Regions from separate parts of the Mus musculus genome. Here region 2 is linked to region 1. Evidence: chromatin loops called from intact Hi-C (ENCODE). Cell type or tissue: left cerebral cortex. All regions are shown on one strand. Each heading gives the region's core, and the rest is flanking DNA. Links, peaks and the distances in the headings are about the cores only.

Region 1 (10,712 bases), core at 1,255-9,254:
CATTTATCACGTTACCTGTATGTAAACACGGGTGTCCAGGACGAGGCTGCTTCCAGTCTCTTACATAAACATCCTCTTGTTTGTCCTCAGAGGTCCAGTGAGTTGGGGGGTGGGGCTCTTGACTTACTGTATAGAAACTCAAGTTCAGGGGAATTAAGTGTCTTCCACCACACAGCTAACTAATGCTAGATCCATGATCCATAATCTGAAGCTAAAATTCTTACTTTGAGCCCAGACAGGTTTTTATATCTTCCTCTCTAGAAACATTCTCTGAGCCATGGAGCTCTGTTTTTCCAGCTAGGATAAAGAGAGGGACTAGACTGAGCACCTCTCCTCTGAAGATTTGGGGAACTTAACTTATAGGAAGTAATGGATCTCTATTTAATTTAGGAGGAATTGCGAAGTAGGTTTTTTTTTCTAACCTCTGAAATATCCCAGACTGCACCTAGCCAGATGTTAGAGCCCTCTGACTCCTGTGACACACCAAGACAAGCCCTTGTCCACACCTCTCAGAGAGATCCTGAGCAGGCCTTACTAGGTCTGGTGGCATACTTCTATAATCCTGACATCATGGAGGCTGAGGCAGGAGGATCACAGAAAGTTCAAAGCCGGCCTAGGCTACATATTGATTAAAGAAAGAACCTGAACAGACCTTTGAAATTAACCTGCTCATATGAAAAAAAAATACAAGAATATGAAACAAGCCGTGCAGTGGTGGCACACGCCTTTAATCCCAGCACTCGGGAGGCAGAGGCAGGCGAATTTCTGAGTTCAAGGCCAGCCTGGTCTACAGAGTGAGCTCCAGGACAGCCAGGACTACACAGAGAAACCCTGTCTCGAAAAACAAAAAAAAAGATATGAATCAAGATTGGGGTTTCATCCTGGAGTTCAGCTACTAGAGCAATCCCTGTGCATATGAAGTCCTGAGATCAAGCCCCACAGCTGAAGAAGAGAATAATTTAATCTTTTTTTTTCTTTAAAGATTTATTTATTTATTATATGTAAGTACACTGTAGCTGTCTTCAGACACCCCAGAAGAGGGCATCAGATCTCATTATGAATGGTTGTGAGCCATCGTGTGGTTGCTGGGATTTGAACTCAGAACCTTCGGAAGAACAGTCAGTGCTCTTAACTGTTGAGCCATCTCTCCAGCCCCCTAATTTAATCTTCTTAATAAGGGGCTAAGCTCCTTCCAACTAGACGGCCTTAGAGCTCTACATAGGACCATTCCCAGCAGAAACAGATCACAGAACACCAACTAAGTGTGGGAGATCACATCTCTAATTCCAACACCTGCCTGTTGGTTTTAGTCACAAAAGCATACATAATGTTGGGAGGATTTACCATATACCAGCAACCTTAAAATAGCTGTAAAATGTAAAGGAAGAGGTCGTTGAACTTTACAAACTAGGAGCTGTGTTGAATATACATATCGATAAGGGGTGAACTAAAGGAGTTTAATAGTGAAAGCTAATTGCAAGGAAATTTGGTTAAATTTAGTGATAATTTGAAAGTTATAAACATAACTGTAATAATAAACACTTTGCCAGACAGTGGTGATATACACCTTTAATCTCAGGACTGGGAGGCAGAGGCAGGTGGATCTCTTGAGTTTGAGGCCAGCCTGATTTACAGAGTGAGTTCCAGGACGGCCAGGGCTCCACAGAGAAATCGTGTCTCGGGGGAGGCGGGGACAGAAGGGGTCAGGGGAAACACTTCGAAGCTGAAAGAGTTGAGGCACTAGAAGCTGTTCCATTGGAAACGGAACATAGAGATGCCTGTTTTATTAACAAAGAGCTTCATAGTAACTGGGGCATCCCTGGCTACATACCTAGTGAGTTTACGATTGCCTAGGCAATGAGAGAGCCCTGTCTCAAATAACAAAGTGACAAAGAATAGAGCTATTGATTTTTCCAGTTGTCAATTGCTGTGCTACTTATGTATAAATGCCATTGTCTAGTACTTAATAGCTTAGTAGTCACTTGTACAAACATTTGTTTATCCTGAAAACAGTCTAATGAGGTAGGTAGGTGTTCTTGACCAGTTTCACGGTGGAGGAAATGTTAACATTTATGGAGTCATAACCAAGCCTGATAACCTAAACAGATTCAAGGAGATAAACAGTGATTGTAAATACGAGGGTCTGGAGCCATGGCTCAGTGATAGAGAACTTACTGAAAATGTGTAATGCTGCCATGGGGGAGGGGGGAGGGGGGAGGTTAGCCTCTAGCACTGCAGACAATAAAGTGAAACACAAAGATTAATGCTGCCCCTTAAACCAAAAGAAAAAGAATCTAGAAAACATTGCAGCCGGGTGGTGGTGGCACACGCCTTTGATCCCAGCACTTGGGAGGCAGAGGCAGGCAGATTTCTGAGTTCGAGGCCAGCCTGGTCTACAAAGTGAGTTCCAGGACAGCTAGGGCTATACAGAGAAACCCTGTCTCGAAAAACCAAAAAGAAAAAAAAAAAAAGAGAAAGAAAGAAAGAAAGAAAGAAAGAAAGAAAGAAAGAAAGAAAGAAAGAAAGAAAGAAGAAAACCTTGCAGATGAAACATGTTTTCGATTACATATCTTGCGGGATCCTAGAGTGAAAAGTTGGAAGGGTTTTGAGTAACCCATTCAGTATGCTGTGCACACCGGGGGCATCAGCTGAGAGCTGATGAGCAATGTAAAGTCTTGGGCTGCACCACAGAATCTCCACTTGGAGATCCCTGGGTGAATCTCGCACACATTCAAGTCTGAGGCACTAGTCAAAATCTGTCTTCCCACCCCCTCAGCAAACAGTTCTGAAGTTTACATACTCGCATTTAGAACCCCACAGGACTCTAGGAAAAGATTCGGTGCCTGCTTCTGAGATTAGTCAAAGACAGGAATGAACTACTTTTAAATTAAGCAGTTGTAGTGTAGTATAATTTTTTTTCAACAAATACTAAATATCCGTTGGTACAAGCCCTAACAGACGCAGCCTACTCAACGGTGGGAGACAAGAAAACCATGCAAGTAAAGCGACCTGGTTTTGTTCCAGGCTGAGTAGAACATGTCCATAGTCCTGGTATTCAACAGGATGACAGGTTGAAGCCAGCCTGACCTACACAGTGTAGCCTGTTTCATAAAAGCAAAAAAACTATGGCTGAGACATTTAAATAACACCAAGGCTGAAGAAACAGTGCAAAGAAGTTAGCCAAGCTAAAGAAACAGTGGATCAGATGGGTTTGGTGGCGCACACTTTTAATCCCAGCACTCAGGGGGCAGAGGCAGGTGGATTTCTGAGGTCATGACCAGCTTAGTCTACAGAGTGAGTTCCAGGACAGCCAGGGCTACACAGAGAAACCCTGTCTCAAAGGGGAAAGAAAGAAAGGGAGGGAGGGAGGGGAGGAGAGAGAGAAGAGTGTGTCTAGGAGTTGAGAATATAGTTACGTGGTAGAACACTTTCCTCACCACGAATGAGTCCTAGGGATGTTGGTTCCCAGCACCACAAAATGAGGGAAAGGGCTAGTAGTATAGACAGAGGAATTTGTTGGAGAGGCAAAAAGAAATTGCTGCCTTGGTATGTCATAACAAAAGAGGTTTAAACAAATCAACTTCATATTCCATCTAGTTCTGGGACACGTATTGTGAAAAAAAATTTTTGGCTTTTTGTTTTGTTTTAAGATAAAAGAAACCTGCCGGGCATGGTGGCACATGCCTTTAATCCCAGCACTCAGGGGGCAGAGGCAGGTGGATTTCTGAGTTCGAGGCCAGCCTGGTCTACAGAGTGAGTTCCAGGACAGCCAGAGCTACACAGAGAAACCCTGTCTCAAAACAATAACAACAAAAAGATAAAAGAAACCTAACCCAAGCATGTTAATATGCTCACAAAAGAAAGCCAGTGATATTTTACACGCGCGCGCGCGCGCACTATCCCTTAGCCATAAGAGAAGGAAAAAGAGAATAATCATATCCAGTTCTTCCTCCTCTATGAAGGTGCTAAGGACGCTCAGGATCCCTGCAGCAAAGCCACAGCTCATGCGCCTGTGTGCACCCAGAGGCCAGAAGAGAGCGCCAGAGCACTGGTCCTCTTCCTGTGTGCATCCAGAGGCCAGAAGAGAGCGCCAGAGCACTGGTCCTCTTCCTGGGCCTTTGGAGCTCAAGTCTTAGCTAGGCTGGAGCCAGCAAACCCCAACAGTCTTGCTTAATCCATTTGCTGTAAAGCTGGGGTTATAGGCACTTTCAGGGATGCCTTGCGTGTCTTATCTCACGGGCACTAAGATTCTAATTCTTTTTTTTGGTTTTTCGAGACAGGGTTTCTCTGTGTAGCTCTGGCTGTCCTGGAACTCACTTTGTAGACCAGGCTGGCCTCGAACTCAGAAATCCGCCTGCCTCTGCCTCCTGAGTGCTGGGATTAAAGGCGTGAGCCACCACTGCCCAGCTTAAGATTCTAATTCTCATCCTCACGACAGCCCGGCTTTTCCCCACTGAGCCATCTCGTTAGTCTTCACAGAACTGATCTTACTATTAGATGAGATATGGAAAGTACTTAAAAACCCCTTTCAGTTTTTCCAATGGACAGTCAATATTCCTATCAACATGAAATATGTGTGTGGCATTTTCCAAGCCCTTCCATAAATTGAAATTAAGATTTTTTTTTGTTTGATTTTAAAACAGACTAGCCTCAAACTTGTATCAATCTCCCACCTCAGCATCCTCTTGCTGGGATTACAGGTATGCAGCACTGTGGGTAAAGCCACGGTTTACCTACGTATGGTTTGTTATGGTGCCTGACACACTCCAGTACCAGAAAATACTGACTGAATCTGTGCAGCGTGTTTTCTCATCTGTAGGCGTCCTTCTTCAATGGCACTTCCTGGCCAAGGGGAATATAAATACTTGAATGGGCGTCTTGGTGCTGACACTTAGTATTTCACAGCATCTGTCTGTACTTAGGATCTGTCGGTAGAAAGTCCTGGCAACGTTGCAGCTGGTTCCTCCTCCTGCCAAGGTGCTAATGGTTTAAAAAAAGAGGGGGAGAGAGGTCCTGCCAAGCTTGGTTAATTTAAGCTGTACTCCCTGAGGGGAATGAGCCAAAAAGATCTTGGCTTACTTATTATATGGTTTGTGTATGGGCTTCAAGTATAAAAATATGGATGTTTGTAGATGGCTGAAACAGGCACCGCAGAATTATTTATTATCATCATTATTATTATTGTTGTTGTTCTTTTTATTATTATTACTCAGGGATCTTTTAAAATTAGAAAACAATTTCAGATCAGTAGCTGACAACCTAGATGCCAGATGTTAAGGGTCCTAGTAGAATTTGCAGCATCTCACAGTAGGACTGCATGAAAGCTGGAAACATTTCTTTCATTTGGGCCAGGACTTTGCAGGTGTCTGGGTGAACATCAGGAGGATCCGCTTACAAGGCCGTTTTGGGAGCTGCGGTTAGCTGAAACCCTCCACCTTTATTTCTTTAACAAGGCATCAAACTAAATCAGGAGCTCTAAAATCCAGACTCTAGATCCTACCCTGTGCTTGGGAGGGACATAGAATTAATTATATTAAATGATACATCATCCGGGTAATCTGTAAAAACTAGAGTTTTAAAAGACACACATAGCACCTCAGGAAAGAGAGAGAATAGTTTATAGAATGAACTGATTCATACAACAGTTTGTAGAAAGTCAGCAGCCCTGGTATGTAATCCAAAATGTTACACTTGGTTCCACCTGTACAAAATTCCTGATCTCAAATGGGCAACTTTGGGTCACGTGTGTAAGAGAGGCACTACCCTTTGTGGAACTAGGCTCCCATGGTGGGCATGAGCCAATGGTCCAGGCATGGCTAGCCTGAGATAGCATTGACTAAGGCAAGGTGCCATGCAAAGGCAGTGGACAGAAGAGGGGAAAGTGAAGCCTGAGTTGGCCTTGAGAGCGTGCGCTCGGAGTCAGCAAGCTGGAGACCCAGGACGGTTACCTGTCTTGCTAACCGGGATGACAGTGAAGATTCTGTGACAACTGCTGGAGCGGCACAGAAGGCTCCCCTTCCCAGAAGAGAGGCTAAATGAGTGGTAGGGTGCAGGAAGTGTGGGTGGCAGGATGAATAGTGAGGTAACAGGAACGCTGTGGCAGATGTAAGCACCTGGAGTGAGCACACTGCGGGTCTGAAGGTGTGGGTGTGCCATTCTTGGGAGTAAGGCTCGCCACACAGGCCGCTCAGCTGTTCTTCCTCTTCTTTACGTAGTTAGTTAGCATCTGTAATCTAGGCTGGCCCTGAACACAAAATGTCACCAAGAATTGCCCACACTCCTGATCTCCTGTCTCCCCCTCCCAAGTGCTAGGATTGCAGGCGGGCACCATCATACTGAGCCATTACAGCCTTTTTGAGATAAATGTTAAACTATCCCTGTAGGCTTCTCACTAGGAAAGGAATAGCCTAGCTACGTACATTAAAGTATATACAGTCTAAAAGGTAGGCCAACCATCTTGAAATGTTTGTAGCAGCTGGGTATAGTAACACACATCTATAATCCCAGGATTGGAGAGGGAGAAGCAGAAGAGGCAAAAATTTAAGGGAGAGGCAGGCAGCTGGAAAGGCGGCTCTGCAGAGGATCTGCGTAAGAACACAGCTCTGGCTGCTCCTCCAGGGGGTCTGAGTTTTATTCCCAGCATCCATGTCGGCGGACAGCTCACAACCGCCTGTAATCTAGTTCCAGGGGATCTGACAACCTCTGACCCCACACACGCACACAAACACACACTCACACACACACACACACACTTACCACAAATAAAAATCTTTAAAAGGAGAGTTCAAGGTGAGGACTGAAGAAATGGCTCAGCAGTTAAGAACATGAGCTGCTCTTACAGGTGACCCAAGCTGAAGTCCTAATACCCACATCGGGTGACTCCCAATTGCCAATGATTCCTTGAAGAGGGTGATCTGATACCCTCTTCTAGTCTTTCTCACACACACACACACACACGTATGCATAATTTTAAAATATTTTAAAAAATAAGAGTTTAAGGCCATCTTTAGCTACTTGGTGAGGTTCAAGGCCAGCCTGTGGCTCAGGAAACCCTGTCTCTGAAAGTTTGTAACTGACCCTCTTGCAACATCTAAGCCCATTCTTAGGTATGAACTGTCTTCTCTACGTGCCTCTTTCTCCTCTCTAAAGGCCTGGGCTTAAATCTGTATTAAAGCTTGGCCTCAAAGAGAAATTTATGACTGGGTGTACCTGTAATCCCAGAACTCAGGAGGCAGAAACAGGAATGGAGAGTTCCGGGCCAGCCTGATCCGCCTCCAAATTTAATAATGAGAGGGCTAGAGACCTGGTTCAGTGGCTAAGAATGCTTGTTCTGGGGGCTGGAGAGATGGCTCAGTGGTTAAGAGAACTGATTGTTCTTCCAGAGGACCTGATTTCAATTCCCAGCAACCACATGGTGGCTCACAGCCATCTGTAATGGGATCTGATGCCCTTTCTGGTGCCTGAAAACAACTACAGTGTACTCATATACATAAAATAAATAAATCTATCTTAAAAAAAAAAAAAAAGAATGCTTGTTCTGCAAAGGACCTGGGTTCGGTTCAAAGAACAGTCTATAACTACATTCCATGAGTCTCACAGCTGCCTTTGACCTACAAGGACACGTGGTAGACACATGGTAGACACGTGGAGGCAAAACATTCATACAAAATATAACTTTTTAAAAAGAATTTAATAATAGCCTATCCCTGGAACCATTTCCATAAGTCTCCCTCACTTTTCCAGATGCAGAGGTAGCTTCGTGGTTAAGAACACTTACTGCTCTTACATCAAACCCCAGATTCAGTTCCCATCACCCACATCAGAAGGCTCACAACCAACTGGAACTAGTTCCAGGGGAATCAAGACACTCTGTCCCACATCAGACACCTGTATACATGTGGAACATATAAACTCATACAAGCTCATATGCGTAAATTAAAAATATATATTTTAAAATAATTACATTTGCTCTGCTCAAAATAATAATAGTAAAAATGTTTATAGCAGTAAACTGTTTCTTGATGAAGTACTAGATGCATGGTTTCACTTTGAGAAAATTCAGCGACTTATATGTACTGATAGATTTTATGTTTTTCTTTTTTTTTTTTAAGATTTATTTATTTATTTATTATATGTAAGTACGCTGTAGCTGTCTTCAGATGCACCAGAAGAGGGCATCAGATCTCATTACAGATGGTTGTGAGCCACCATGTGGTTGCTGGGATTTGAACTTCAGACCTTCGGAAGAGCAGTCGGGTGCTCTTACCCACTGAGCCATCTCACCAGCCCCGATTTTATGTTTTTCATATGTCTACTATGTGGTGGTCATCTTTGTCATGGTGGTGGTTGACCTCATTAGCCCATCCTCAGCTTTATGAGGTCCTAGTAATCAAACCCAGCGCTTCCTGCATGCCAGCTAAGCTCTGTACCAACTGAGCTAGGTCGCCTGAGTCACTTGAAAGGGCTTTTTGGGTTTTTTTTTAAGTAGATCTGGTGGAGTAAGAGGTAGAGAACTCAGCAGTTAAGAGCACTGGCTACTCTTCCAGAGCTTATGAGTTCAATTCCCAGCATCCACATAGCAGCTCATACTCTGATGCCCTCTTCTGGTCTGCAGGCATACATGCAGACAAAGAGACTGTATACATAAAACAATAAATCCTTTTAGGAAAAAAATCTGGTGGCATATAAGGGAACAGCCCTGTCCATGAGAACCTGAAGACAATAAAGTCTGCTGTCCGCTGGTCCAGGGACACGTCTCACAATGGTGGAGCTAGCAGGCATCTTTGTCTAAGCCTTTGTTCTTCATAGGATGGGAATCCATGAAGGCCTCGCCATGGGAGCCTTCTTCAGTCCTCATGTTTCTTAAATACGTTACGGCATATTAAACAACAGAACTCAGTTGGTTTTGGGTTGTTTTGGTTTTATTTTGAGACAGAATCCTGGAATTTGCTATGTAGACCAGGCTAGCCTCAAACTCACAGAGCTCCTCCTGCCTCTGCCTTCCAAGTATGATTTGTATCAAAGCATTGATAAAAAAAATATATATCTGATTCCAGGGGAGGAGCTGTGTGAGGGGGAGGACTGGGAGGGAGGACTACAATCAGGATGTAAAGTCAATCAATCAATCAATGGAAATTTTTTTGAAAACAGGAAAAACAACAATAGAAGATATCTGATTCCCTAAGATTTACCCTTAAAATAAATCCGTGCACTTGAGAAACCTTTCCCCAGCTTATTAAGAAAAGTCTTTCTGCCACAAGTACAAAGTAGACCTACCTGTGTACCAGGACAATGTGTGAAGATTTACATGTCAGCAAATATGTAATTAGTGAAACAAGTGAGTTGTGAAATTGTATATTTAATATGATCTCATGTCTAATTACATGTTTGGCAGTATAAGCATACACCAGTAATGAGTATATTTACCAAGGTGCTAATTAGATGATTATCTCTAAGTGAAGGAATTATAGACTTTTACTTTCTTAATTTTTTTCTTGTCTATATAATTTTCAAATTTTTTAATTTAGAGGACTGTTGAAATCGTTCTGTAGCACTGGGCGGTGATGGTGCATGGCTTTAATCCCAGCACTCAGGAAGCAGAGTAGGCGGGTCTCTGTGAGTTTGAGGCCAGCTTGGTCTATAGAGCAAGTTCCACATAGCCAGGACTACATAGAGAAACCCTGTCTCAAAAAACAAAAGAAAATAAAGAAGGAAGGAAGGAGGGGGAGAGAGAAGAAAAGAAATAGTTCTGTGGGTAAATAAGCTTGCCATAGCATGGTGACCTGAATTTGAGCCCTGAAACACACGTGGTGGAAAGAGAGAACCAAGTCCCAAAGTTGTCCTCTGACCCCAGCTAGCATGCCGTGGCACTTGCGCGCGCACGCGCGCACACACACACACACACACACAAAATAAAATATCTATAAATTTAAATTTTTTTAAATTGAGCTTTGTCACCAGGAAGTAGCTTTGTTTCGATGCTAGAGACTGAAAACAACCTCAAGCACACTGGACAAGGGCTCTGCTACTGAGCTACACCCCCAGCCTATAATCTGTTCCTTTCTGGGTTTTGAAGTCGGATGGCAGGCAGCCCAGGCTAACCTCAAACTTGATACATAGCCAAGGCTTGATCCTCCTGATCTTCCTCTCTCTTCGCCTCGATATTGCTGGGGTTAAAGGTGTGCCTCACCGGGCCACACTGCCTGACTGTGCGCCCCCCCCCCCCCGCCACTGCCGCTGCTGCCACACTGCACCCCCCTCCCCATGCCACACCATGCCCTAACACAAGTGTTTTCACTCTTAAGCTCCTGGTAGATCCATGAAACAAAAGTTCTCTAACAAGAGGAATCCCATCTGCAGCCGTGTCACCGTGTGTGCTGTTTTATGGGCCTTTGTGCTCACTTGTTTTTATTTCTAACCCAGTGTAGGCAGTCTTTTTTTTTTTTTTTAATTTCATGTATGAGTATATGTATAGCTGTCTTCAGACACACCAGAAGAGGGCATCAGATCTCATTACAGATGGTAGTGAGCCACCATGTGGTTGCTGGGAATTGAACTCAGGACCACTGGAAGAGCAGTCAGTGCTCTTAACCACTGAGCCATCTCTCCAGCCCCCCAGTGTAAGCAGTCTTACAAAAGGCTCTGCCACTGACCTGCCTGCCCTAGGCTGAACCAACCCACCTTGCCTCCAAGGTTGATTTCTTTGCTCAGGA
Region 2 (10,712 bases), core at 1,712-9,711, 69 kb after region 1:
AGGCGGATTTCTGAGTTCGAGGCCAGCCTGGTCTACAAAGTGAGCTCTAGGACAGCCAGGGCTACACAGAGAAACCCTGTCTCGAAAAACCAAAAAAAAAAAAAAAAAATTGAAGGCCAGCCTCAGCAACATGAGTTTGAGGCCAGCCTGAGCTACATCAAGTTCTGTTTCAAACAAAAACAAAAGTAGGACATGAAATGGCTCTCTGGGTACAGGCGTTTGCTGCAAAGCCTGACTGAGTTAGATCCCATAGGTCCACGTAGTTGAGGGGCAAACCTGCCCCACGAAAGGTGGCCTCTGGCCTCTGGCCTCCGCACAGGGTGATGTGGCACACGCATTCACACACACTAAATAAATACCACTTTTAAAAAAAAGTTAAAAAACAACAGTTTGGGATGTGAAAAATAGTTGAAAACTAGAACTAGACAAGAAATGAGAAGCATCATGTAAATTTGCTTTGAACTGGTTCCAAATTGTTTTATATTTAAGTTTTTCCCTTGACTGTGGAACTCTTCCCCAGAAACAAATAGTTCCTTTGCAAATCCTGTGTGTTTTTGTGAACACTAGACAGAGGCCCTCAAATGCTCCTAGTAAGGTTGGTGCAAGAACATCAAATGTTTGTAACTGGGAAGTGATGTTGTACACCTGGGAGAGGAGATCCAATGATGGATAATCAGATAGGATATCTTTGAGCTAGGAACTGTAACTTGGTGATAGACACCCTAGGGTTCCATCTCCAGCACCCCATATCCCATTACAAAATAATTCTTTTTCCATCTCTAGCATTAAAAAACAAAACAAAGAAGTTCTTCTTTCCTCTGAGAAACACTTCTGTGTGCCTGCTCTGAGAGGCATTTAAAAATGGCCAGGGCTTTAATCCCAGCAGGTCCAGGTCGGATTCCTGTGAATTTGAAGTCAGCCTGGTCTACTACCTATTCCAGGGCAGCCAGGGCTAAAAAAGAGAGACCTTGTCTCAATAACAAAACAATGCTGGTATGATCGCTAGAATTGCAGCAAAGAAAGGGATGTAACTAACAAGGCAAGCCATTTTTGAGAAGCAGTGATTTCACAAGTGTTAGGGATGGGCGCTGGGAGATTGCTGATGCTGGTATTTAGATGAGACCATGTGGGGTGGATTAGATTATTTTCAGGTTTCTCATGTTCAATCAAATGGCTGTACATACACATGTACACATACAATCTTTTTAGTGTAACAAACCTAGAATCAAAGTAAAGCTAACTGTAGGATTGAAGCATATTCTGAACTGAACCCTTAGGGGTGTGAAGGCCGCTTCAGGTTTCCAGAGAATCAACCGGCATTGGATGGAATAAACCAAGGGGCCAGCCCAGGGGCAGATCGGTCGAGCTCTCCGCTACTGAGCTAAGCCCTTGGGTTCTAGAGCCGGGAAGGGTCCCCAACATTGTGTTCCTCTCCCAGCCAGGAGAGCATGGGCTGCGGGAGGCGAACAGAAGGATAGCGGGGCTGACGTCGGGAGGTGGCCTCCGTGGGAAGGGACACCCGGATCTTGACACAGCCTTGGCAGCGGAGTAAGGAAGAGTAGGGATAGATTCTGGCCGCCCTCTTGGCCAGCTTCTCGCCGCCCCACCCTCCGCTAGGGCCAAGAGTAATTCATACAAAAGGAGGGATCGCCTTCGCCTGGGGAAGTCCCAGGGACCGTCGCTAAATTCTCATAACCCATAATCCCGGTACCCGCCCCACCACAGTGCGAGGAGCATGCGCTCAGGGCTGAGCGCGGGGAGAGCAGAGCACACAAGCTCATAGACCCTGGTCGTGGGGGGAGGGGCGCACTGAGCGGGGGGGGGGGGGGTGATGGGGGGGAGGACCGGGGAGCTGGCGCGGGGCAAACTGGGAAAGCGGTGTCGTGTGCTGGCTCCGCCCTCTTCCCGAGGGTGGGGGAGAACGGTATATAAGTGCGGCAGTCGCCTTGGACGTTCTTTTTCGCAACGGGTTTGCCGTCAGAACGCAGGTGAGGGGCGGGTGTGGCTTCCGCGGGCCGCCGAGCTGGAGGTCCTGCTCCGAGCGGGCCGGGCCCCGCTGTCGTCGGCGGGGATTAGCTGCGAGCATTCCCGCTTCGAGTTGCGGGCGGCGCGGGAGGCAGAGTGCGAGGCCTAGCGGCAACCCCGTAGCCTCGCCTCGTGTCCGGCTTGAGGCCTAGCGTGGTGTCCGCGCCGCCGCCGCGTGCTACTCCGGCCGCACTCTGGTCTTTTTTTTTTTGTTGTTGTTGTTGCCCTGCTGCCTTCGATTGCCGTTCAGCAATAGGGGCTAACAAAGGGAGGGTGCGGGGCTTGCTCGCCCGGAGCCCGGAGAGGTCATGGTTGGGGAGGAATGGAGGGACAGGAGTGGCGGCTGGGGCCCGCCCGCCTTCGGAGCACATGTCCGACGCCACCTGGATGGGGCGAGGCCTGGGGTTTTTCCCGAAGCAACCAGGCTGGGGTTAGCGTGCCGAGGCCATGTGGCCCCAGCACCCGGCACGATCTGGCTTGGCGGCGCCGCGTTGCCCTGCCTCCCTAACTAGGGTGAGGCCATCCCGTCCGGCACCAGTTGCGTGCGTGGAAAGATGGCCGCTCCCGGGCCCTGTTGCAAGGAGCTCAAAATGGAGGACGCGGCAGCCCGGTGGAGCGGGCGGGTGAGTCACCCACACAAAGGAAGAGGGCCTGGTCCCTCACCGGCTGCTGCTTCCTGTGACCCCGTGGTCCTATCGGCCGCAATAGTCACCTCGGGCTTTTGAGCACGGCTAGTCGCGGCGGGGGGAGGGGATGTAATGGCGTTGGAGTTTGTTCACATTTGGTGGGTGGAGACTAGTCAGGCCAGCCTGGCGCTGGAAGTCATTTTTGGAATTTGTCCCCTTGAGTTTTGAGCGGAGCTAATTCTCGGGCTTCTTAGCGGTTCAAAGGTATCTTTTAAACCCTTTTTTAGGTGTTGTGAAAACCACCGCTAATTCAAAGCAAAAATGGGAAAGGAAAAGACTCACATCAACATCGTCGTAATCGGACACGTAGATTCCGGCAAGTCCACCACAACCGGCCACCTGATCTACAAATGTGGTGGAATCGACAAGCGAACCATCGAAAAGTTTGAGAAGGAGGCTGCTGAGGCAAGTATAAGGCAAAAGGAGGGATGGGAATTCTTTAAGCAGGGAGTAGAACCTAGGTCTTGGGTGTACTAATTAGAAGTCACTTTGCAGATGGGAAAGGGCTCCTTCAAGTACGCCTGGGTCTTAGACAAACTGAAAGCTGAGCGTGAGCGTGGTATCACTATTGACATCTCCCTGTGGAAATTCGAGACCAGCAAATACTATGTGACCATCATTGATGCCCCAGGACACAGAGACTTCATCAAAAACATGATTACAGGCACATCCCAGGTGTGTAAAATTTACCCATTCCTGACTCAGGATATTTTTTAGTGGGGTGCTTTCTCTGAGATAATGGTATATGATTGTCTTGTTTCTTACAGGCTGACTGTGCTGTCCTGATTGTTGCTGCTGGTGTTGGTGAATTTGAAGCTGGTATCTCCAAGAACGGGCAGACCCGCGAGCATGCTCTTCTGGCTTACACCCTGGGTGTGAAACAGCTGATTGTTGGTGTCAACAAAATGGATTCCACCGAGCCACCATACAGTCAGAAGAGATACGAGGAAATCGTTAAGGAAGTCAGCACCTACATTAAGAAAATTGGCTACAACCCTGACACAGTAGCATTTGTGCCAATTTCTGGTTGGAATGGTGACAACATGCTGGAGCCAAGTGCTAATGTAAGTGACTTTTAAGGTAGTTGAATGGAGAAAGCCGCAATAAGTAAGGAGGTTATAATTGACTGCCTGTGTTTTAGATGCCTTGGTTCAAGGGATGGAAAGTCACCCGCAAAGATGGCAGTGCCAGTGGCACCACGCTGCTGGAAGCTTTGGATTGTATCCTACCACCAACTCGTCCAACTGACAAGCCCCTGCGACTGCCCCTCCAGGATGTCTATAAAATTGGAGGTAAGTAGAATATTAAGTAGAATGTTGACGTGAATTTGAAGTCTTATGTTTTGTGTATTAAATACTTATACAAAACAATACTATTTTAGGCATTGGCACTGTCCCTGTGGGCCGAGTGGAGACTGGTGTTCTCAAGCCTGGCATGGTGGTTACCTTTGCTCCAGTCAATGTAACAACTGAAGTCAAGTCTGTTGAAATGCACCATGAAGCTTTGAGTGAAGCTCTTCCTGGGGACAATGTGGGCTTCAATGTAAAGAACGTGTCGGTCAAAGATGTTAGACGAGGCAATGTTGCTGGTGACAGCAAAAACGACCCACCAATGGAAGCAGCTGGCTTCACTGCTCAGGTGACACATTTTTAAGATAGGTGGCTAGATTGGTTGTGTGTGCAGAATCACAAGGCAAGACTTAAATACACGCTGTTTTTCTTAGGTGATTATCCTGAACCATCCAGGCCAAATCAGTGCTGGCTACGCTCCTGTTCTGGATTGTCACACAGCCCACATAGCATGCAAGTTTGCTGAGCTTAAAGAAAAGATCGATCGTCGTTCTGGTAAGAAGCTGGAAGATGGCCCCAAGTTCCTGAAGTCTGGCGATGCTGCCATTGTTGATATGGTCCCTGGCAAGCCCATGTGTGTTGAGAGCTTCTCTGACTACCCTCCACTTGGTAAGCCTGATCTGAGTCTGCTACACTGAACATCAAGTTTGTAATAGGAAATGTTGCTTGCATAGCAAAGATACTGATAAATGGCATTTTTCTATATAGGTCGCTTTGCTGTTCGTGACATGAGGCAGACAGTTGCTGTGGGTGTCATCAAAGCTGTGGACAAGAAGGCTGCTGGAGCTGGCAAAGTCACCAAGTCTGCCCAGAAAGCTCAGAAGGCTAAATGAATATTACCCCTAACACCTGCCACCCCAGTCTTAATCAGTGGTGGAAGAACGGTCTCAGAACTGTTTGTCTCAATTGGCCATTTAAGTTTAATAGTAAAAGACTGGTTAATGATAACAATGCATCGTAAAACCTTCAGAAGGAAAGAATGTTGTGGACCATTTTTTTTGTGTGTGGCAGTTTTAAGTTATTAGTTTTCAAAATCAGTACTTTTTAATGGAAACAACTTGACCAAAAATCTGTCACAGAATTTTGAGACCATTAAAACAAGTTTAATGAGAAATCTGTGTTGGTCAATGCTGAAAGTTAACTGACTGTATACAACAAAGGTACTGGGGTCCCCATGGTATGTTCTTAGGGATTGAGTTCTGGTTGTCTGGGTCTGCCCAGAACTGAGCTATAAACAGGGCTGATTTGGGTTAACTTCAAATCTTACTGGTGAGGACAAAGTAATTTTGCTGTATCAACCCAAGGTGTGGTATAGTTGGGCAGACTATACCTATACCCCAATCTGTCTGGATCTGCATGCAGTAGGTCAGACTTGGGTGTGACAGCTAAGTTTGATTTAGGCAGCATTGGAGTATGCTACCACATAGGATTACTGAGTGTGCTTTGTGAATATTGGAAATGAAGCAAGGTTGGACAATTACTTGAGCATTTCCTTCCACAATTACACAGGAGAGAACCTTAACTAAAAAGACCAATCTTGAATGAATAGGTGAGAACGAAGAGGCTAAGCAAAAGGGATTTTCTAAGATGAGCTTTTGCAAAACAAGCTGATGGTAGGGTGGTAGGAATACCTTCAATAATAAGGTAAAAGCTGTTCAGTATTTATACTGAGATTTTGGTTACAGTGACTGTACTTGTTGCCAGAACATGTAATTTGAAATAAGTTTCAAAACTGAGGCATGTTAGCCTGACTTTGGCAGAACAAACATGGGCTAGTCCCTGGAAGTGGATTGGCAAGACTGCATAGGATATGTCATGAAGTCCATGAGATGAAAACAGGTGGCCTAAGTTTAGATAATCTAGACTCAGAAAAGTGATGTGTAATAACCCCTTTGATATGGCAAAAACATCCAATGTGTCATCTTTACCCTTAGAGACTGGATAAAATTCTAGTGCTTGTGGGATTAAGGGTTGCTGTTGCTGCAAACTCTTTACTAAAGGCTTGTCAGTTCCTTAGTTGAGGTTATTTCAAGTAGGACTGGTTAAAATGGATTGCTAATAGTGAAATAGCTTAAGTAAGCTGTTAGACCCTAAATAAGAATCAAGACCTACCTGGGAAATTGATAGCAAGTGTCTGCTGGATACAAACACCGTTTTTCAAACCTGCACACTTACGTGTATAAGTGGAGTAGCACCATCTACTGGTGCTTTGAAGACAAAACATTCAGAATAAAAGCATGTTTCTGGGGATGGAATTCAGGGCCAAAGGTTTGGTAGGCAAGCCTTCCACCACGTGAGCTACATAGGTAGTCTTTAGTCTTGATTAAAATCAAACACGTGAAAGCTAAGTGCTCTAAAAGGCTAGCTGTTTAGATGTTATATGACTTTAGTGTGGACTTAGTGAAAATTTCCCCCGGTTTCTGGCACCCACATGATTTACAACAGTTCTAGTGGCCTGTCTGTACCAGGTCCATATACAGTACCCATGTAGGCAAAATCTTGAACTCTTTTAAAACATGTTTTTTAAAACATTTGGGCTTTAATGTGGGAGATAAAGGCTCCACATGGATAAGGCCAGTTGCTACTAATGAGTAGGGTTTAAAGTCAGTGCAGTCTCAGTCTGGGTTGCATAAGGGCTAGGGAGTCTTGACATCCTTAGAAATAAAAGTAAATGAAGGCAGGCTGGGCTTGAAAGGCTGGCGAGACAGTCTAGTCCCTAGATGCACATAGCAGAACATCCCTCAAGTTGTCCTTTGTCCAAAGGCACATGGCTCTTAAAATACTCTTGAGAATGCTGCCCCCACACTCCCTTATCTTGCAGTCAGGCTAGCCTCTGGGTCTAAATGAACCTCTTGGCAGTTCTTGGGAAAGGTACTGGGTGAACCTAGGGCCTTTGCATATGGTTGGAAGATACACTCCCACTGAGCAGTGATCCTCATTCCTTCAAAAGAATTGAGAGGCTCAGGCAGGCCTTGAACTTGTGATCTTTCTATCACAGCCCCCCTGAGAATGGAATTAGAAGCTTACTAGTAGGTTTGGCTCAATTTGAGTTTTGGAAAACTTGACTTACAAGGCATTTTTCTGAGCTACAGTTTTGTCTATCCCTGGATGTCCTGGAACTTACTCTGTAGACTAGGTTGGCCTGGAAATCCGAAATCTACCTGCCCGTGCTTCCCAAGGCTTGGACTAAAAGCATGTGCCACCACACCAACTAAAAAGCCAATTTGTTATCTAAAAAAACAATTTAAAAAAAAAAAGATTTATTTATTATATGTAAGTACACTGTAGCTGTCTCAGACACACCAGAAGAGGGCATCTGATCTCATTACAGATGGTTGTGAGCCACCATGTGGTTGCTGGGATTTGAACTCAGGACCTTCAGAAGAGCAATCAGTGCTCTTAACCGTTGAGCCATCTCATCAGCCCCGTTTTTTTCTTTCTTGAGAGAGGGTCTTGAACAGTCTACACTGGCTTTGAATTTGCTACGTAGGCAAGACTGATACATACCACCATGTACAGCGGAGTTTTATGAAAATTTGCCTGGGGTGCTTTATTGTAGTCTTGGATTTTTCAGAAGTTGAGGCAGGAGGATCATTTGAGGATAGGGATTTGAGGCCAGCTTGGACAAAATGACTTTTTTTTTTTTTTTTTTAAAGAATTATATATGTGGGGCTGGTGAGATGGCTCAGTGGGTAAGAGCACCTGACTGCTCTTCCGAAGGTCCAGAGTTCAAATCCCAGCAACACATGGTGGCTCACAACCATCTGTAACAAGATCTGACTCCCTCTTCTGGTGTGTCTGAAGACAGCTACAGTGTACTTACATATAATAATAAAATAAATCTAAAAAAAAAAAAAGAATTATATATGTGAGTATACTGTTGCTGTCTTTAGACACATCAGTAGAGGGCATAGGATCCTATTATAGATGGTTGGACCTCTGGAAGAAAAGTCGGTGCTCTTAACCGCTGAGCCATCTCCCCAGCCCTGTTTTTGTTTTAATTTACTCTTATGCATTGAGAACTAAGTAGGCAAATTAATATGGCCTGTGTTTGAAATGCATTTTATGAAAACAAGGGTGCAAGCTAACATCAAATATGGCCTTAGATGTGTTCTAAGCCATTATGTTCACCACTTGGGGGTTGTTGGTTGTACTGTGAGAGGAGTAAACAGTGAGTTCTAGGTCCTGTATGAAAGAGACATCCCATCTTGTTTTCCATTAACATTAACTTGTTATTTTACTTACAAACCCTAAGTGCTCTCTCACCCGTTACTGCTTATGTGGCACCAAAGTCACTTCCATATTTGCAAGTCTCTGGGAACTTCCATAACAAGTTAAACTGGAGTACTAACTCAAATACATAGTTTTCTCAGTACTGATTCTGAAGAAAAATTATTTTAGGAAACAACTGCATGGTACTAAATAGTGTTGACCTCATGCAGTGGAAATCTCTGAAAGGCCTATGAATAAGTGTATTTGAGAGTTCCGTTTGTGATCCCTACAAGAAGTCCTATGTTACACTAATTCTATCCTTATGTATAAGTAAAGTAGGTGAGAAAATTATGCAAGAGATTTCCCCACTCCTTCATTGCTAAAATATTCACATACACTAACATGCATTCTTTTTCTTTTCCCTTATTGAGACAAGCCCAACTCTTGTAGCTCAGCTAGCTTGCAGATCATGGTGTATCTGTTTGAGTAACACCCCCCGCCCCCCAAAGGTTCGTCCTTTTTTGCACAGTGGTATGTTTTGCCTCCTGCGAAGAGGGAGCTGGAGAAATAAAAGAGAGAAAGAATACCATTTAGTTAAAAAAGTAAGTAGGCTCCCAGCACTTGGGAGGCAGAGGCAGGTGGATTTCTGAGTTTGAGGCCAGCCTGGTCTACAGAGTGAGTTCCAGGACAGCCAGGGCTATACAGAGAAACCCTGTCTCAAAAAACCAAAAAAAGTAAGTAGGCAGGACTGGAGGGGCTTCAGAAAATGAGTGGGAAGGCATGCCCGTGTTTTCACCAGTATCTAGAGAAACAAGAAGGGGCAGCTCTTCTGAGTCACTGACAAAAGTAGGCAGGAGAGGAGCACAGGTTCTGTAAGTGGCTCCCTGTTTCCCTAAGACCAGGTCTCACTGTACAGCCAGGTCAATCCTGAACTCTAGGTCCTCCCGCTTCAGCCTCTCAAGTGATGGGGGATTACAAGTCTGTTCCACCACAGTTTCAGGTTTAGTTTTGCTTTAGTTATGATGAATGCTATATGATCTATAGAATATGAGCCCCAGAGAGAATTACACATTGTTTTTCACTATTTTGCCCAGATACATAAAAAAAGCAAAACTGTAACCTTGGTCCTGTCTCAACAACAAAAAAGCCACTTCCAGGACTTGGCACATACCTTTGGACAAACGTAAAATCACCTAACAACAGTATTTTCAGTGTCATCTTTATTTCCTATTCATACTCTCTAAGCCAGCGGTTCTCAGCCCATGGCTTGAGACTCCCACAGGGATTGAATATTAGATATTTACATTATGATTCGTAACAGTATGAAGTAGGAATGAAATAATTGTGTGTTTGGGGCTCACCACAACACAAGGAACTGTTTTACGGGGCTGAAAACCATTGCCCTAAGCCCTCACTCTAAGTCCTCTATGAAATGAAAGTTCACAAGCACCGATTGGCCTGGCGTTCTGTCACTGCTGTCTGCTCTGCCGCGTGCTCCTCACAAATCTGAGCAGATTGATGATGGCAGCTGGTGTCACTCCAGGAATACGACTAGCAGCCCCAATCTAGGAATTAAGATGACAAAAGAACCAGGATGAGCGATGTCAAATCAGATGTCCTCTCCCCACAGCCTCTTTATAGGACAGGCTGTAAAGCAGTTAGATTCTGAGCTGGCATCAGACTACACTGACCAGGTCACTTTTGAACTCTTGGGCTAAGTAAAGAGATCCTCCCTCATTTCAGTCTCCCACGTAAGCAGTTAGGACTACAGGCAGATGCCATGACAGCCAGCTACTACAGATTACCTGAGGGTTGGGGAGACGGCTCGGCACCTAAGAGTACTTGCTTCTTTTGCAGAGGATGCAGGTTCAGTTCCCAGCACCCACATGGTAGCCACAAGCATCTGCACCTCCAGTTCTAGGGGAGTCCATGTTCTCTTTTTCTGTTTCCCATAAGCACTGGGCATGCATGTTGCCCATACATACATGAAGGCAAAACACTCAAACCCATAAGAAAATGTGAATGTCATTAAAAATAAGTTTATAAAGAAGATAAGGGAAATGAGACATGACTTATGACTTCAGCTCAGAATTTTAAATTGATGTGTGCAAGATCATATTGTTTTTGTTTTTGTTTTTAATGTAAGTACACTGTGGCTATACACAGAGGGCACCAGATCTCACTGCGGATGGTTGTGAGCCACCATGTGGTTGCTGGGATTTGAACTCAGGACCTTTGGAAGAGCAGTCAGTGCTCTTAACTGCTGAGCCATCGCTCCAGCCCCGTGGGAAACCATGTCTCAACAAAACAAGCTTCTTCCAGGTCTTGGCGCACACCTGTAACCCCGGTATTGGGCAGCCTGAGGCAGAAAGATCTCAAGGCCAGCCTGGGCTACAAAGACTCTTATCCCCTTCCTCTTCCTTCCCAAATGTTACAGTAT

What was found. Hi-C counts contacts between places; a loop is a spot of excess contacts. Peaks named below come from ENCODE experiments on the same cell type or tissue, not always from the same donor. Only the 100,000 strongest peaks of a DNase experiment are listed, where the experiment ranks them.
Region 2: a loop joins it to region 1, with 3 times the contacts of the local background. A loop is called at or near these places in 13 of 42 quality-filtered maps.

The regions. Positions count from the first base shown.
Region 1 is chr9:78,541,314-78,552,025 of GRCm38, reverse strand. The region is part of intron 9 of Slc17a5 (solute carrier family 17 (anion/sugar transporter), member 5); the gene reads left to right. Among named protein-coding and RNA genes, the nearest start is that of Slc17a5, 41 kb to the left of the region's middle. In left cerebral cortex, for the core only: CTCF peaks have their summits at 8,407 and 8,609 (motif pointing left); DNase peaks (open chromatin) are centred at 4,919 and 6,037.
Region 2 is chr9:78,472,915-78,483,626 of GRCm38, reverse strand. It overlaps Mto1 (mitochondrial tRNA translation optimization 1), which reads right to left. Exons shown (of 12, transcript NM_026658.2): 12 at 9,475-9,837. The coding sequence ends at 9,742. It overlaps Eef1a1 (eukaryotic translation elongation factor 1 alpha 1), which reads left to right and starts at 1,903. Exons shown (of 8, transcript NM_010106.2): 1 at 1,903-1,988; 2 at 2,939-3,116; 3 at 3,207-3,386; 4 at 3,479-3,775; 5 at 3,853-4,003; 6 at 4,093-4,349; 7 at 4,435-4,669; 8 at 4,769-5,174. The coding sequence starts at 2,973. The coding sequence ends at 4,893. In left cerebral cortex, for the core only: a CTCF peak has its summit at 6,256 (motif pointing left); DNase peaks (open chromatin) are centred at 4,545, 6,350, 6,849, 7,088 and 4 more places; H3K4me3 peaks cover 1,696 bases; H3K27ac peaks cover 1,300 bases.